Linked DNA regions of Homo sapiens: all the other regions are linked to region 1. The links are chromatin contacts, found by Hi-C or POLR2A ChIA-PET in ENCODE. All regions are on one chromosome and are shown on one strand. The core of a region is the stretch at or near the end of the contact, and the rest is flanking DNA. Distances in the headings are between cores, read along the strand shown. Region 1 holds the start of CTBP2 (C-terminal binding protein 2). Region 2 holds the start of HMX2 (H6 family homeobox 2). Region 3 overlaps HTRA1 (HtrA serine peptidase 1).

Evidence for each region. Hi-C counts contacts between places; a loop is a spot of excess contacts on that map. ChIA-PET counts read pairs that join two places held with the same protein, here RNA polymerase II (POLR2A). Pooled maps may share reads with other maps.
Region 2: a map of CD14-positive monocyte shows a loop between it and region 1 (6-fold over the local background). The contact joins the promoter of HMX2 here to the promoter of CTBP2 in region 1. A Hi-C loop is called at or near these places in 2 of 168 maps with a recorded cell type or tissue (CD14-positive monocyte and naive thymus-derived CD4-positive, alpha-beta T cell), 1 of 37 single-sample maps with no recorded cell type and 10 of 50 pooled maps. POLR2A ChIA-PET finds 5 or more read pairs at or near these places in 1 of 52 experiments (Panc1).
Region 3: a loop to region 1 is called in a map of ascending aorta, with 9 times the contacts of the local background. The contact joins the enhancer-like site here to the promoter of CTBP2 in region 1. A Hi-C loop is called at or near these places in 1 of 168 maps with a recorded cell type or tissue (ascending aorta). POLR2A ChIA-PET finds 5 or more read pairs at or near these places in 1 of 52 experiments (AG04450).

The regions. Positions count from the first base shown.
Region 1 is chr10:125,158,509-125,162,272 of GRCh38, reverse strand. CTBP2 (C-terminal binding protein 2) reads left to right here and starts at 1,710. Exons shown (of 11, transcript NM_001329.4): 1 at 1,710-1,954. RefSeq lists an enhancer at 330-939.
Region 2 is chr10:123,145,994-123,149,693 of GRCh38, reverse strand. It overlaps HMX2 (H6 family homeobox 2), which reads right to left and starts at 1,558. Exons shown (of 2, transcript NM_005519.2): 1 at 1,048-1,558; 2 at 1-124. The coding sequence starts at 1,315. RefSeq lists silencers at 849-978, 1,369-1,688.
Region 3 is chr10:122,493,350-122,496,679 of GRCh38, reverse strand. The region is part of intron 3 of HTRA1 (HtrA serine peptidase 1); the gene reads right to left. Among named protein-coding and RNA genes, the nearest start is that of HTRA1, 33 kb to the right of the region's middle. RefSeq lists an enhancer at 1,024-2,223. Within about 2 kb of position 1,664, at least 13 of the 41 ENCODE cell types and tissues checked have a DNase peak (open chromatin) inside an H3K27ac peak, as active enhancers do; they include ascending aorta, where a contact is called at or near this core.

The sequences.
Region 1 (3,764 bases), core at 461-2,960:
CCGCGCGGCTGGGTTCGCGGAATGGCGGTCCCTGCGGCCTCCAAAGGCGGGACCTCAGACCCCTCCCACTCCTTTCCTGCTCGACATCTCAATCCAGCTCCTAATATCTCAATAGGGTTTTTAAACAAATCGATCCTAAGGGCTCAGTTCAGCCCACCCAGGGATTCTTGGAGGACGCACGCCGAACTCAGGGTAGTGAGAAGAGTTTGGGGGGCCCTGGGGCGCAGGGAGAAGACCCCACACTCCACGGCCACCAGCTCCCTTCCGGAGACGGCGCTCGGACGTCGCGGGTCACGGGCGGGGAATTTAGCCCAGGTGCTCGTTGGGCCGCGAGCGGCCGCTGGGCCTGGATTCCCAGGCTCGCTGTGCAGACTCCAACCTTGAGACGTCAGGACGGCGTGGGCTCCGGGCCGCCGCGCAAGCCCAGGACCCCGAGTCGCGGGCCCCCACGCCGCAGCGCGCCTCCCTCCTCGAGACCCGGGGCTCCGACCCAACACAGGGCTTCTCAAATGCCCCGGCGAGATCCAGGCAGCAAGAGGGAACCTTTTTTTTTTTTTTCAATGTGTAAGAATGTTTTGCTTCTTTTAGGGCACAGCACTGCTGCAACTTGCAGCACAGAGGGCCCTTCCCTGCGCACCCACAGCGGTCGCCGCCTCTCCGGCACGGTCTCCCGGATCTGGATTTGGGGAGCGCAAGTGCCCCCTGTGGCCGGCCCGCGCCTGACCCCGCGGGCCTGAGAAGGCAGAAGCGGCCGGTGCGGGGCACCAGGAGGAAGTTGGAGCCCGGGGGCCGGGAAGGGGGCTGGTTGGCGCCGCTGGCTGGGCGGGGCCCCATGGGACCGGGGCCACCCGGGGCTCGCGTTCCCCCACGTGGCCGGCTGCCCGGTACCCCACGTGGAAGGGGCGGAGGAGGATGAAGGGCCAGGGGAGCAGCGGACCCCGAGCCACCGCGACAGGACCTCGGCCCCTGCCACCGAGGCCCCCGCGCCTCCCGAGGGCCTCCCGGGCGGGGCCGGGCTAGGGAGTGCCCGCCGCGCCCGGCCCCTGGCCCTCCCGCCCGCCGCGCTTGTGTGCACTTTCGCGGAGCCACTAATCCCCCGAGAGAGCCGATTTGTAGTGAGGAGTATCTGAAGGGGGCGAGGCCGGCCCATGTGGGGTTGTGTCATTGGTTTGCAAAAAGAGACCCCGCCTTTGCCCCCCCCCCCCAAAAACAGGAGCGAGGAGTGAGCGAGCGGCGACCCTCACCTCGCCTCCCGCCTAGCTCCTGCGCAGCCAGCGGGTACCGGGAGCTGCGGCCAGCGCCGCTTCTTTCCTTTCCTTTTCTCTCCGTTTTCCTTCTCCTTCCCCGGAGGAGAAAACAAATAAAGAAGAGCAAATAGCCGGGAGGCGCTCGGCATCCAGGACGTTCCCTCCCCCGATCCAAGTTGGAATTAGCATCCTCTCGGGGGTGAGCGCGGCGCGGGGCGGGCCCGGGCCGGGGACCCCCAGCGCAGCCCCCTCTCGGCGGGCGGGAGGGCGCGGGGCCGGGACGCGGGGGGAATTGGGAACCGGGTGGGCGGAGGAAGGGGGTGGGGTGGGTGGGGAAGTAGGAAGAGGCTCGGCGGCGAGGGGAGGAGGTGGAAGGGAAGGGAGGGGTAGGGTGGGGAGGGGAGGGGAGCGGAGGGAGGGTGGGGAGGGCGGGAGGGGGAGGGGCGGGGAGCTGGAGAGATTAAGTTTTTGTGTGTGTGTCCCTGTGTGCGTGTGTCATTTTAAGGTGGCTCGGGAGCGGCCCGGAGGAGCCGGCGGCGGCCCGAGGAGCGAGGGACCGAACCGGGAGCCATGCCGCGCTGAGGGGGGGCCGCACAGCCGCCGCCACCGCCACCGCCGCCGGGTGGGGTGGGAGGGGCGGGAGACGCCGCCGCCGCCGCCTCCAGGGTGGGCGCCTTTCGCCGTGGACGCCGACCGTCCGGGACGAGGTAAGGGGGGCCCCGGGGGAGGGCTGGGGCCGCCGCCGCCCCCGCCTCACCTGCGGCCGCGGGCTGGGGGCGCCGCGCCCGCGCCTCACTGCGCCACTCAGGGAGGAGGAGGAGGAGGAGGAAGAGGGCGAAGGACGCGGAGCCGGCATCCGAGGACATCTTTGGTCCGTGCCCCCGGCCTCGTGTCCCCCCTCGGCGCCCGGGGGTGGACGCTGGCTCGGGGGTCCCCGCCCGCCCCCGCCACCGATTGCGCCCGCTGGCCGCCGTTTGCGCCAGGATTTTTGTTGTTGTGATGAGAGTTGATGAATGCGAAGTAGGCGGTCACCTTCCTTCCCATCAGGGTTGAAAAAAAAAAAAAAAGAAACCCCGAGCGCGGCGGCGTCCGGAGGGCAGCGGCGGCGGCGGCGGCGGCGTCTCGGCGACGGTTCCCTGGGCGCCCCCGGCTCCTGCTCCCTGAGCCCGGTGGGTGCGCGCCCGGGGGCCGCCGGCGACCCAGGCCGAGCGCGCGACGCGCCGCGGGGACAATACGGCCGGATCTCCGGGGAACAGGAGTCCGAGCGCGCCGGGGTGCGGCGGGCCTTGCGCCTACGAGGCGAGGGTGGGGGGGGCGCGGAGAAGAGGGGTTCCGTGGGGAAGTCGGGGCGTGAGCGGCTCTCGGTCCCCAGGGGCGCTGCCCCTGCCGGCGGGGGATCCCGCGCGGCTCCCCGGGAGCGCAAGTGAAAGACGGGAAAGGAGGCGAAGTGGAACCCTTTTGTTTTGCCGGCCCCGCATTGTTGGCTCCTCCGGGCAGCCGGGCCACATCTGCTGCCGCTGCCGCCGCCGCCACTGCCGCGCGGGGCTCGGCCCGCCAAAGTCGCGGCGGGGCGGGGGGCCTGGGCGGGCCGGGCGGCGGGCGCGGGCGGGGGCCGGGCGGGCCGGGCATTTCCTCTGCCCGGCCGCGCTCCCGCGGGCACCACTTCCTCCTCGCCCGCCGCCGCCGGGAGCCCGGCCCGCCCGCCTCCCCCACCTTCCCCGCCCGGGCCGCACTTTTCGGGTGGGGCGAATCAAAAAGAAAAAGTTTAGCAGGAGGGGCTGGCTAGGGCGCGCCCCGGGCGGCAGGGACCCGGTGCGGCGCAGGGACAGCCGGGCCGCCGCGGTTCCTCCTCCTCCCAGCCCTCCGCGGCGCCGGACGGCCCCGCGCGGCCGAGGGGAAGCGCCTTTCTTTCTCTCCCTCGCGCTGCCCCCAGCGCCCCGGGCGAGTTGGGCAGAGGCGCGCGGGAGCCGGGGCGTGCCTGGGCCTTTCTCCCGCGGGAGGCCCAGCGGCGTGGCGGGTCGCCTGCAGCCCACGCCGCGCCCTGGGGCTCGGAGGCCGCGGGCCCAAGAGCTCAGCTCGGTCACCGCGGGCCGCGCCGAGACACACACGCGCGCACACACTCCCTCCCGTGGCTCGCTTTCCGCCGGCGACGACGGTCGCGGACACGGAGTGAGCGTGTGCGCGCGAGTGTTTGTGGTTGTCCCCCCTCCCCCCGCCCGGTACTTTTTCCGGAGGCGGCCCAAGCGGCAGTTGGCTGCAGAGGACCCCACGTTTAGGATTTTATAGGGAAGAGGAGGAATTTTTCGTAGAAATCCCCGCTCTGCGTGCTCGTGGTGGAGGCTGCTGGCAATGGCCTACGTCGTCATACCGGGCTTCCTTGCCCTGTCCGGGGTAAACAATCCTTCTGTGTATTTACCCCCTTTTTTCTTTAAAGATTGGAGATCGGGTTAAGTTCTTAGAGAGTCTGATGCGAGTGGCTGGAAGGATAGACAAGAGAATTCTATTCTATAAATATGC
Region 2 (3,700 bases), core at 309-2,808, 2.0 Mb after region 1:
GGCGAGGGCGAGCCCGCGGGCAGGAGCCTCTCTTTCTCTTCTTTAAAGTCCGAGTGCGAAGGAGAGAGGAAAGGCGTGCGCTCCAAGCCGCCCGGGCCCGAGCCTCCGCTGCCCTTGGGGGTACCTGAGGAGCGAGAACAGACAGAAAGGCCATGGAGTTGGTTGGGGAGCCTCGGAGACCGCCAGCTCTCCCTGGGACCAAGCGGTTGGCAAGCGCCTGCAGCCTTGGTCCCACCTTACCAATCCCCTCCTCTTATCCCTCTCACTGGCCCCCCAAACCCAGCACCCCGTCCTTTAAAAGCGACAAGAGAGGGACCCAGCTACTTGGAGTATGGGGTCTCTGTGCTCCCACCTTTATGAATGGGCCAGGGGCAACAGGGAGAGGAGGTCTGGAGGGGGAAACATTAGCATGGTTTTAAAAGGCGAATTTGCTTGGTGGTAATTGAGCTGGAAGAGTTCCTCGAGCTTTATAGGGTGGCATCATTTCACAGGCCGTTTGTTTGGAAATCACGCTAAGGACTAACGCAGGACTCCCCTTCGTCAAATGTTGTAAAGAGGAACCGTCTCTGAAATGCACCATTGTCAATCATCTTGGAGTGCTAATCATTCCAAGGAGGAGAGAGAGAGAAAGGCAGAGATACGGAGCGAGTGAGGAAGAAGACTCAGAAAGAGATTACGGTGGAGACAGACTGCCCAGACCCGACTTGCAGATCTCCACCTCGTGTCCGGAAAGAAAGTACCAGATGTGCAGTGATTGAGGACAGCCGGGTGTAAGGCCGGCCGCGTGTCCCTCTCGCTGTGGTCCACTCTCTCAACAACTCAACCTTCCCCAGGAAGCCCAAGCCGGCACGGGTCTGTGTTCGCCTGCTCCCAGGGGCCCACCGGGCGGAGGAGGCACCACAGTGCGCGCCCCTCTCCCCGCGGTCCCGAACCCCCGGCTGCCGCAGCTCTGGCCAGAGGGGGCCCGGCGCGGGAGTCTTGGCGGGGCGCTCAGCCTCCCTCCCCTCGCGCTCGCTCGCTGCCACACTGGCGACGTGCGATCCTTACCCAGGCAAGGAAAAGGGATGGGGGGATGGTGCTTGGGGCCCTGCTCCTTAGGGCCGTGCTGGTCTGGGCAGAAGCAGGCGGGCGCCTTCCAGCCGTCGTCCGGCTCCTCCTCCTCCGAGGACACGGACAGGCTGCGCTTCCTGGCTGGCCAGCCGACGGGCTCCCGCGGTGCCTCCGAGGGGCCCCCGCCCAGGATGGACTGGATGGTGAAGCTGGAGACGCCACCGGCCGCCGGACACCCCTTGCCCGCATCTTCTTTGCTGCCCATCCTGGGTTCATAAGAAATCGAAGGAAACCAAGAACTCCCTTTAGAGACGATCTGGGTGATCTGGGTGGAAGGTGGTGCAGCAGGCAGGCAGTGGGGAGGGGCGGGGAGGAAATCTAGGGGGAGGGGGCGCCGAGGCTGGTGAGGCGTCCCTTCCGCGCCAGGGACATGCAGGCACCGGATGGCTGCGCAGGGGTTCCTGCCCGCCTGGCTCTGGGTGCGCCCGCCCAGCCCCGGTGCAAATGCCCCTTCCTCGCCCGCCAACTCGCCGGGTCTCCGGCGGCGCGGAGGCGGCGCGGCCTCATTTGCATAGAGGTTACCCGAACGCGGCCAATCGCAGCGCCGCCGAGCGGCCCCGGAAAATTTCAAAACGCTCCGGCCAGGCACACAGCACCGGTGCGCCCCCAGAGCGCGCCGAGGGCCTGGCGGGCATCAGCGGCGTCTAACCAGGGGCAGCCAGGGCTGAAAGCAGCTGCAGATTCTAGCCCGGGTTCCTGGCGGCTGCGGCAACTCCGACTCCTTGGACCCCTTGGACCCTTCTCTCCAGAGGCAGGGGCGGTGCGGGACTCGGAGCTGGAGTGGCTCGACGCCTCCGCAGGCGACGGGTCTCCGCGCCTCCCAGGGGCTTGTACAGGCTGCTCCACCATCCTCCCCCAGCCCTCCACCCCTTCTAGCCCCAGTGGGCGGGCAAAGCCGGCACTCCTGGGACCGTGGCGCCCTGCGTGGGGGTGAGGTGGGTTAGGAGCAGGCGTCTCCAGGCGGACGCTCATCCTCTCCAGCATGGCCAGGAGCCTTGGGAGCAGACATTCCCCTTCCCCGTCTGCAGACCTCATCCCTGTCACAGGTTCTACGGACCTACAGAATCTTTAGGGGGAGGGAGGAAGCCCTAAGACCTCTAGTCAAGAGATCTGGGTTCAAATTCCGGCACAACTATTTACACACTGCATGAACTTGCACAACTCATGCCGATTAAAGCCTCTCTGCCCTCATAGTTGAAAATAACTTCTCGGATTGCCTCAGGTAGGGATTAAAAGCCTCGAAGCACTAGCAGCGCATAGTAGGTACTCCATAAACCTGGCCGGGTAGCCCATGGCCCACCCGTGTTTTAAGCGAATCTGTGTTTTTGTTTTGTAAATTTTGAAGGTTTCCGAACTGCTGCAGAAATAGACGCCTTACTCCCAGGAAGAAGATAAGGAACTGGTGACAGGACTCGGTTTTAGAATTGAGCAGACTCGACTCAATTCTCGGCTGGGTGATCTTGGGGGAAGACATTTGGAAATTCTGAGGCTCGGTTTCTTTATTCCTAAAATTGGAGGAAGCAGTGCCTCCCTCGCAGAGGCTGTTGTGAGGTCAAACTACCCAGCACCGAGCCTGGCACACCGTGGTGCTCAGTAAATAGTGATTCCCTCTGTGTTCTCATAGCCCCCTTCTGTGCCCTGGCTCTCGCCCCTTTAATTCCTAGATCAGCTGTTACCCGAGCTAGAATTAGCCCAGCCAAGCAAAGCGGTTTGGGGCCACAGTCGTCTGCACAAGCTTCCTGGAAACTGAAGTGAGGCAAGGCCCGAAGTGCTCAGGCAACCCCGTCCCCTCAAGCTGTGACCTCTAGACCTCTTGGCCAAGAGATTCCAGAAGCCCTGTCTTTAGGGTGCCCCCCAAGTGCAGCCAAGGGTGAGTGGAGACTCTGGAATCAGTCCCCACAAATGTCCAGACACTGCATGACTGTGCAGTTCCTTCCTCGCCTGCACCGCGCCCGGGTTATTAAGTAAAGCGCTTATAATATCATTAGCCGCGGTGAGTTACCGACTGCGGCCCTGCCCGTGGCAGAACTCTTCCCTACTTAACTCCTCGAGGGGCTCGTTAATGGGCTAATTGATTAGGAGTCGGCCGCGCAGCCGGGGCAGGGGCAGGCGAGGGGGCGGGGGCCAGGGGGTGCGCGCAGCGGCCCGGGAGGCCAGCGAGGGGCAGGTGCCGGCCTCCGTCACCGCATTAACCTCTTCAGGGCTCAGCGGCAGGGTCGAGACACATTACAAATGGTCAGCTTTAATCATGGTGTCAGCTCATTAACCCGGAAGGACCTGGCGCTGAAATACAATTTGTGCGTTCTCCTCTGCGCCGCGGCGGCGCAGGCTCCTGGGCCACGTCGCAGCGGGTCCCGCGTGCTCCCGCGCTGTTGGGGGGTACGCGGGAGGTTCAGCGAAAGAATCGTCGGATTCTCACTAACCATCCGCTTCTCGCAGACATCCTGAGCTAGGCGCTGCCTCCGGAGCCAGGGTCAAGGCAGCCCCGAGGGGAACTGGCCAGCTAACTCGGGGAGCAGTGCCAGCCACCCCGCTGGGGAAGAAAGCTGGGGGCAGGCAGGGAAAGTTGGTCGAACCTTCCTGAACTGTA
Region 3 (3,330 bases), core at 415-2,914, 2.7 Mb after region 1:
ACCCCCTCAGATAAGATTCCCTGCCTACACTATCTGCTGTCTTTGCAGCCTGATACCTTCTACCCCTTCACTTGTTTGCTTCGTGCACTGTACTTATCGCCATATTTACTTTACATCACCCATTTCCCACACTAGATCTTAAGCCCCATGGCTTTGCCCACTATTGCTGCATCCTCAGCACCTAAGAAGTATTTGGCCAAGACAGATGTTCAACACACATTTATAAAATCAGGGAATTAACAAGGAATCACTAAAAGAATGAACAAACTAGACCTCGAAAGATCCATTAGGATCTCAAAATTGGATAATTGCCAAATAGCTTGGAATTCTGACAAAGTCCTTTCTACCAATGTCACAGAGAAATAGACAAAAATAAGGCCTCCCTCTGCTATTGTGACAAGATCAAAGCTTCATCTCTGCAAAAAAAAAAAAAAAAAAAAAAAAAAAAAAAGAACCCACAATCTCTGGCAAACGAAAGGGCAAACAAAATCAGCTTCTCTTCCTGCTCGCCGCGGCCACCTAGTGCTTCACCTCGCTTGGTTCTTATAAGCATTCCTGCCTCCAGCCACTTTCAGCTCCTCGAGGACAAGGTGTTAATTGCCTGCCACTGGGGCTGGGAATTTTTTTCCTGTAAAGGGCCAGGAAGCAAATATTTTTGGCTTCACGGGCCACGTGGTCTTCATCACAACTATTTAACTCTGCTGGTGTAGACTGAATGCAGCCATACACTCTACCTAAATAAGTGAGCATGACCATGTCCCAATAAAACTTTATTTACAACAACAGAGGGCCAGCTTTGGACTACTGGCTGTAGTTGGCCAACCCTGGACTCTGATACTCTGTCACACACTTGATAAACTGTCAAATGGAAGCAATTTGTATTCCCCCCTCAATGAAGAGGACAGGAGACATTCCTAAACAAATCCAGTCCCAACAACTTGGGAACTGCTTTGTCAGACCCATAAATAATAGTCTTAATCCAATTCCCTGAAAAGAGAGTGCCAGAGTGAAAAAAGGCATTACCATATTAAGAGAAAAATATAGCCAAAGAATTTCCTTGACAATCAACTAAGTTCTTGAATCCGGGCCAGAGAACACACAGGGGATCCAGTTCTGAGAGTTTGGGGAACTGAAACGTTTCCCAAGCCAGAAGGAGCTGCAATCAAGAGCTTAGGAGCCACGTCCCCACCCGCCTCTGGACAAAGCCTGGCACAAAATAAAAGCCAGCTTCTACTTCACTGTCTGGCTTCACATTCCCTCATGAAATATTGATTCCCGTCCCCCTAAAAATGGTAAAAATCAATACAGTAATAGAAGCCTCATAACGTCAACACCGTCTGTGGCATCATTAGCAAATGCAATGGTAGCCCTCAGAGTTCTCGGAGAAAAAGAAGAGACCACAAAATGCCCAGTACAGAAGGCGTTGGGGGAAAGAATCCAAAATGGAAAAACACAGAAACAAGAGGGGAGCTGGGGCAGTGCGATGTGCATTCCAGGCTCCCAGGCGCTTCCTTCATGAGGATGAGTGACAGATGACTCCAGAAGAGGGCAGCGGGTGAGCCCAGGCCCTGTGTTCTCTGATTCGCTTTTGGACGAGCTCAGGCCACTGAGTCAGCGCATCTGACCATCCGGTTGCCTGAGGAGAACCGGCGTGAGTCATGGCAAGCACCACCCCAGTCCACTCCCCGCCACTGCCATGTCCCGGGGGGCTGCCTGAACCCCCTCACTCAGCTGACTCAGGGAAGATTCACCATGCGCAGGGCCAAGTTCTGGTGGCCTGGAGAAGAGTGGCCTGCTCAGCAGCTCCCGGGACATGTAAAAGGCCCCAGGCCCCTCACCCGCAGTGACCCCCGTCTGAACTTGATGAGGATCAGGGGTGTCGGCCTTCCTTCTCACTGCACCAGCCAGCTCAGCAGTAAGAGGACCCTCTGCAAACACAGCGGCCCCAGCGCCCAGAGGGCTCCCTCTGTGGCCACTTCAAACAGGTCTGTGGGTGCCATCTGGCCCAAAGGTGGCCGTGGGGTTGGGGGGGTGGCGCAGGCCTACAGGGGAGGGAGGAAAACCACCTCACAAGCCTCAACAAGGCCGTTTCCAAATATTTACCTGGTTGTTGGCGTCAGGGAAAAGCACCCACGGGAAAGCTCACTGTTTCACCAGCGCTTTCCGTTACCAAAGACCATAGACCTGCTGTAGCCCTGACAGGACCACGTGTCCATCAAACTCCAAGCAGGCAAAGCCGGGAGGCAGGGGCATCTGCAGCCAGCCTTCTGCAGGGTCATTTCCTCATTGAATATAGGAGGGAAGCTCGATGCAGGAGCCCCGGGTGCCTTCCCCTCAATTCCATCCATGTGGCGGGTGCCCTTGCTTCCTCCGGGGCAGACAGCTGTGAACGTCCTACTCTGAACAAGGTTGCCAAGCACCTCCTACCTGAGGACCGACAGCCGGATGTGCCCCCAACCCCGCAGTCCAGCTGCAGAGATGAACTTCATTTGACAAATGAGTGAGGCGACTCTAAATTGTGATAAATAGACGAGGAGGGAAAAACCAAGAGTGGAATGCAGTTGTCCCTGGGGTGATGTGTCCCCAAAGTGAGGCAGTGGAGTTGAGGGGACTGGGGCATGGGGCGCTACCTCACACAGCGGGGTGGGGAGAGATGTCTAAGGCAGAATTTAATCAGAGGCCTGAAGGACAGGAAGGTTGGCTGCATGAGGAGCTGGAGAGGGGCGCTCCTGGGAGGGGAACAGCCAAGGCCCCAGGGGACAGCCCTGGCCTGTGGGAAGCAACCAAGGAAGGGGTGTCTGAGCAGAGCAGGTGGGGGTGGAGAAAGGAGGGGAGGAGGGGAAGGGGAGGAGGGGCAGAGAGAGTGAGGGGTGCCCAATCAGGTGGGGCCCTCAAGGTCCTGGTAAGGAGTTCAGATCTCTCTCAGAACAGCAGGAAATCTGCAAAGGCTGTATATAAGATGGGAAGGACATGATTCCAAAGATGCTTTTCTCCAAGTTTCTTAATCAGCACAGCTGGACAAATAGCTGTAGCTAAAGTAACTTTCCCTCCTACCTTCTTCAATACATCCCATTACCTCTGCCTTGTACTCCAGCCTGAAGAAACCAAACTGCTCTCTTTTTACTTTTCTCTCTCCCTGTCCCCACCCCTGCCCCAAACTGCTCAGGAAAAAAAAACCCCGCAGGGACAAAATGCCACCATTGGATGAAAGCTTGACATATGCTGCGCACAGCCAGTGGCTCATGTTAAACGCATTTGGAAAGAGTTTGTAACTGAAGCTGAACTAGTCTGCCCTCAAAGCTGCTTTCTATTAACATGTTTACACGCACA